Regions from separate parts of the Homo sapiens genome. Here region 2 is linked to region 1. The links are chromatin contacts, found by Hi-C or POLR2A ChIA-PET in ENCODE. All regions are on one chromosome and are shown on one strand. Each heading gives the region's core, a stretch centred on a gene start or an enhancer-like site at or near the end of the contact. The rest is flanking DNA. Distances are from core to core; before and after follow the strand shown. Region 1 overlaps MIR100HG (mir-100-let-7a-2-mir-125b-1 cluster host gene). Region 2 overlaps MIR100HG (mir-100-let-7a-2-mir-125b-1 cluster host gene).

Region 1 (2,700 bases), core at 103-2,602:
ATGTTTGTACATCAGCTAATCTAGCTTTCCACCTTTGCTGGAATATGCTGACTGCATTTATTTCTCTAGATATCTCTCACCCAATAGTAAGACTCAGTAGAAGCACTACCTCCTCCAGGAAGCCTTCCCTGACTACACAGCTTGAATTAGTGCACTTTCATATTCTCCCACAACACCCTGGGCACATATACTTCTCTCTTAGCAATCAGGAAATTATATTGAAATTGTCTGCTTGTTAGTCTCTGTCTTCTTGGTGACCAGGTACTATACTTTACAATCTTTTTTACTCCAGTATCTAATACAGTGCTGGCATAATGCAGGAATTTAATAAGTGTTTATTGAACTACATGGATGTGTATCTCTCTCTAGAGTATTTGCTAGCATAAACCCCCATTTGTATTTTATAAGGGTATCCCATAACCTCTGCTCTTAGGAAGTTCTATCTCATATCTAACTCAGTTCTCTCCTGCATGCATATATTTCTCTTTTTTCAAACCTTGGGAGACCACAGCCGGTCACGATCCTCATTCTTATCAGAGTGATCATAGAAATCACAACTTGCACTCATCATTGTTTTTCTCTCAGGTTCAGCTTTATTTTTTTTGGTCTGAAATCAGGAATGAACTTTCACAGTCTCAACTCTGGCCATTTTTCCTTTTAACAAACAAATAGAAAAGAACTTCCAAGAATGATTTTGACCAGATAGAGTCTGCTCCTTTTAACAAGATTGTGTGAAGCACCTACTGTGTGCCAGGCTGTGTGTGATGGAGAGGGAGCAAATGCATAAGTCCCTGACATCAAGAGATCTTCAACCTAAAACAGAGAATAATGGGGGTACTGAATTTAATTCATAAAAAGTAGCACCCCACTTTCTTGTGATCCCTTGGTTAGAATCACCAACTTTTATGAGTTTGTAGAAAAGCCCAGAGTGCTAAAAAGTAAAAAGCAAACATTCCATTTCTGAGCAATTTGGGAGAAACTAAATTTGGCCCAGTCAGGAGACACGTTGGGGAGTACCTTAAAGGATAAGTGTCAAGTGTCTGTTGACATTTCTAAAGAAATCCATTTGCATTTTCACTGCTAAGGAGAGGCCGGCCTCCACTGGCCACACATTCAGAAAGCTGGCAGGAGCCACTGGTCAGCAACCCCCAATCAAACAGGCTTCCTCTTTCTGGCCAAAGAGCTCAGGGTCTGCGTGACTTGAGGCAAGTCATCCAGGGACATTTGGGATTCTGATCTAGTGAGCCAGTGAAGACGGTACAGATAAGGCCCAGACAGAAATCTGGCAGCCTAAGTAACATCTGGTTGGTCTGAGGTTTGGACTCTGGCTGGGGCCGGGAGCCCAGGGCTGGCGACTGGGGAGCCTGCACTTGGAGCTGGTGACAGCAGGTGGCGCAGGAGCGCAGAAACCAACCTTCAGTGGGCCCTGAAAGAAATCATGGTGTTAATGCCACCCCAAACCACAGCCAAGCAAGGCAAAGGCGACCATGTTGTCCTCAAGTCCTGAAAAGGGCAAATTGCACAGATGGAGCAAAGAACCATAGATGGGCAATTCTCCGGTAAAGAAAAGCCAAGGTAGGTCGTCAGAGATCTAGGTAAAATCCTTCGATGGTCAAGGACTTCAGAACTTTAGGAAATGTGCAAAGAAAATGAAAGAGAAAGACAACACATAACATTAAGTTCAGGAGCAATATAAGAGCTCCTGGAGAGGAAAGGCTCAAGTCACTTTGAACCCTTAGGGCAGCTGATGAGCCAGGTATCATTCTCCAAATAGCCTCTCCTTCCCTCCAGCAACAAAACGCAAACAGAATATTCACAACAAAAACCTCACCTATTACAGTTAGTAAAGCCTCGAAAATCAACATTTTTAAACAAAAAATGGAAATGTTATCTCCTTCTTAAAGCTAGTAGAAGGCACCTTCTTGTTGCCCCAATCTCTGCATAAGTTCTCCTCCAAAGCATATCACTGGGGGAAGAAGGGAGAAAGTTCCCCTCCAGTAAGTATCCAAGGTTCTTCTGTTTGTGTGCCCAAAATGGGACAAAAAAGCATAGTCCTACTTATCTATTTACCTAACACCATAAGTCGAGGAATTTTAAGCAGCTGATTCTAAAAGCTAGAATAAAAGCGTTACACACAAGATACGAGACAACCTCCCTCCAAAAGATAACGGGCACAAGCAGTAGACTGCTGAGATATGCAATGGAGAATCTTCCCTCATCCACTTAAGCAGTAAGGGTTGGCTTTGGGATAAATCTCAGGGAATGCAAAGAATATTACTTATTTTTCCATTTGGTTTACTTTCATGTTGTTACTTCTCTCGTGGGAAGTAGATGCCTAAGCTCTGATGTATATAAATCCATTTTCAGTGTTTACTTAAGTACATATACATACACTATAGCAAAATGTTGCTTTGCTTGAAAAATCATTGAAACATTTGATGTGTTTGCTCTCAATCAATATTCTGCAAAAAGCATCTGGGTTCGCTGCTCAACTAGGACAGTAGACAAGTCTGGAGTCTTTTCCATGAGCCACCTGCCACTTGCCAGCTCTATGGGGTCCCACATCACAGTTGTCCCAGTAGCAGACAGTATAAGGGCTATGTGATTTAGGCTGCAACAAAGGGTGATGACAGAACAGAGAAAGGCAAGGTGAATTCCCTCTGAATGTGACCAGAAAGGCTTCATGGAGAAGGACACTCC
Region 2 (2,700 bases), core at 134-2,633, 100 kb after region 1:
AGAATGACTAGCACAAAGCTCTGTCAGTATAAATCACAGAAGCTTTGATCATTGCTGAAGGTGGAGGATATGGGTTATAAGGTGGGCAGGATGGTCCCTACAACCTGCATAGGAGCAGTCTCCAGGGAGAGAAAGGAATGAAATCTCAATTCCTGTATAAGCTACACAGACATTAAGATGTTTCTCCCAAGCCCTCTATTTTCTACCAGTTTAAATCCAGCACATTCCTCAGAAGCCAATTCAAGACTGGCCTCATTCCATGAAACTTCCCTACATCCCAGAGCATGTCGTCTGCCCCCACAGTATCATCCTTCCACTGCACTGTGCTGTATTGTTCTCAAGTCACTCAGTGAATTATTTTCTTGCCCACTCAATAAGATGATATACTCCTCAAGGACTAGGACTATTCCTTTAGTTCTTTTGTATTCCCCACAGTGCTGTGCTTAGTATTGTGCCCACTCTAGGCACTTAACATATCAATGCCTGTTGGGTAAATGAATGGTTTAATTAATCCATATATCTGTAAGATTTCAGTAGGTGGGGAAAATAAAAAGAAGTGGCTCTGAGTATAACAAAATTGAGCCATCCCTGGCTGGGGCTGGACAGTTATCTTTAGGAGAGTGTTTAATACTGTATATTGGTTCTTATTTAAACAGAGGGCTTAGGGTCCTATATCTGGAGATTTTCATCTGTCTAGGGTAATTGAAGGGCACCTCTGCCTGGCAATAAGCGATGGTCTAGGAAGACCTTTCAAAGCCCTTTCCATTTCTAATTCTGATTCTGTAGATTAGGATGTGTTACCATCTCAGTCCAGAGAGTACATGGTGTGAATGTTAGCCAGTCCTTACAACAGTCCCTGAACCATCTCCTGCAAAGATCTCTAGAAACTCCAGACCCCTTTGTGAGCTCTGGAATGGGAGATGCACCCCAGCCCCCACCAAATAAAAGCATATTCCAGGGGCCACCAGAGTGCAGCCATTGGTTTAGCCTCATTAATGCTGGGCTTCTATGAAAGAGTGGGGAAGAAAGAGGATTGTTGCATAAAACTATTTGTCTAAAAATGAAACAAGGAAGATTCAGCCCAGAGTGCAGTGCTGCTTTACTTCCTTCCTGTTTTAATGGAGGTACAGCATGAGGTAATCTTTTAAGAAAGTCTTAACGGGTTGGAGTAATTTTATTGTACGTTTATTATTATTCTCATTTAGAAGACTCAGCTATTTTATTCCCAGTTAGGATTAAAGGGATCCTTTCTATTTACTTCTAACAAGCTTTAATATAAAACATAGGAACATAAAACTTGCCTCTCTAAAGGCGCCAATAGCCCATCAAATCTGATGTCACTGGTTCAGAAGACACTGAAACAAAAGGCCAGTCTCTGCCAAGCCAGGCATCTCACACAGCCCAGCAGCAGCAAGGCTGCCGGACAGGAAGGTCTGAGCCTCCACGCATAAAGCATCCATCACTCCCTGGACTCACCCCAGCACAAAGGACTCGGTTTTCTCCCATTAGGCAGCACGGTATGCCCTCTTACAGACCCCTTGTCACACTCTATGACCTCCTCAGTTGGTGTGGTCTTTGTTTCCCGCTCTTATTTTAAAATAACTCAGCTGGCATAGCATTGAAGCCCAGCCAAGTTTTTAATTTAAAAGTTGCCACTCTCTTGAAAGCCTTGGGTGAGTTTGCTGCTAGGCAGGTGCCATGCTTTAAAGCTATAAGAAGGCATTGTTTTTGTAAGTATTGTCTACCTGTAGAATTGCTTGGAATTATTTTGCTCACTTTGGCTTTTCTAGTCTCACTTGGCACCTTCTCCAGTCTGTCTGGCCCCCTCAACCCTAAAACCCCAGTTGGAGTTCAGTGAAATCAATTCACCAATGAAGGAAGAAAGTATTTAGAGACACAGAGTTCCCCCACGCAGCAGTCACTGGCAGCATAAATCACAGGAAACTATAGGAAGGGGCAGCAAAAACCCAGTGAGCTTAGTGCATTATGCATTCAGCCTGGAATAATGACCTCTAATTTATTTTAGCTACGTTGCTCTTGGGGAGGGATGCCCTAATCTCACTCTGAAGATTTCAGAATATTTTTCAGTTGTTCTTCTTGCCTTTAAACCCAGGAATATGGCTTATTCTCTATCTGTGGAGTAGTTAATCTACTCAGACATTTCCCCCTACATTACCATCTGCTCTACCTTGAATTTTTTACCTCTTCACACTACCCCAGCCTTAGCCTGCTCTGCTGGCTCATTCAGAGATCTTTAATTTCTCCTCTGCCTTTATGTCTGGTTGCTTATGTTTTGGAGCAGACAATAGAGGTGATATAGGCCATTATTCATGAGTAGCTTCAAGGGTAACGTGAGAAATGCCTCATCTCCTGACCTCTTTTAGCATAAGAATTGCTGATAAAATTCTGAACTGAAAAGAAAAGTTCTTCTAAGAAAAAATATTAGAGAGCTACTCACTCTGGAGCAGCTTCCTGGAGAAAAGACCTGAGGTGGGGAGGGCATCCATAAAAATTTTTAAAAATAAAAATGTTGCACACAAAGGAAAATATTGATTATAATTGACATCACCAGTTTATTACAATCCATGACAGCATCTGGGAATGGCAATGTAAATTCAAAAGAACTAAAACATCATGACAGCCAACAGTTGAATGGGACTATCTCCAAACCTAATAGACTAGGGGTCTCTCATAGGAAGC

What was found. A loop is a pair of places that touch in the nucleus more often than their neighbours do. ChIA-PET counts read pairs that join two places held with the same protein, here RNA polymerase II (POLR2A). Pooled maps may share reads with other maps.
Region 2: a loop to region 1 is called in a map of IMR-90, with 2.6 times the contacts of the local background. The contact joins two enhancer-like sites. A Hi-C loop is called at or near these places in 4 of 168 maps with a recorded cell type or tissue (IMR-90, aorta, head of caudate nucleus and 1 more) and 2 of 50 pooled maps. POLR2A ChIA-PET finds 5 or more read pairs at or near these places in 1 of 52 experiments (BJ).

What each region holds. Positions count from the first base shown.
Region 1 is chr11:122,214,206-122,216,905 of GRCh38, forward strand. All of the region lies in intron 2 of MIR100HG (mir-100-let-7a-2-mir-125b-1 cluster host gene), which reads right to left. Among named protein-coding and RNA genes, the nearest start is that of MIR100, 63 kb to the left of the region's middle. RefSeq lists an enhancer at 1,445-1,494. Within about 2 kb of position 1,353, at least 11 of the 41 ENCODE cell types and tissues checked have a DNase peak (open chromatin) inside an H3K27ac peak, as active enhancers do.
Region 2 is chr11:122,318,953-122,321,652 of GRCh38, forward strand. All of the region lies in intron 1 of MIR100HG (mir-100-let-7a-2-mir-125b-1 cluster host gene), which reads right to left. Among named protein-coding and RNA genes, the nearest start is that of MIR100HG, 100 kb to the right of the region's middle. Within about 2 kb of position 1,384, at least 3 of the 41 ENCODE cell types and tissues checked have a DNase peak (open chromatin) inside an H3K27ac peak, as active enhancers do.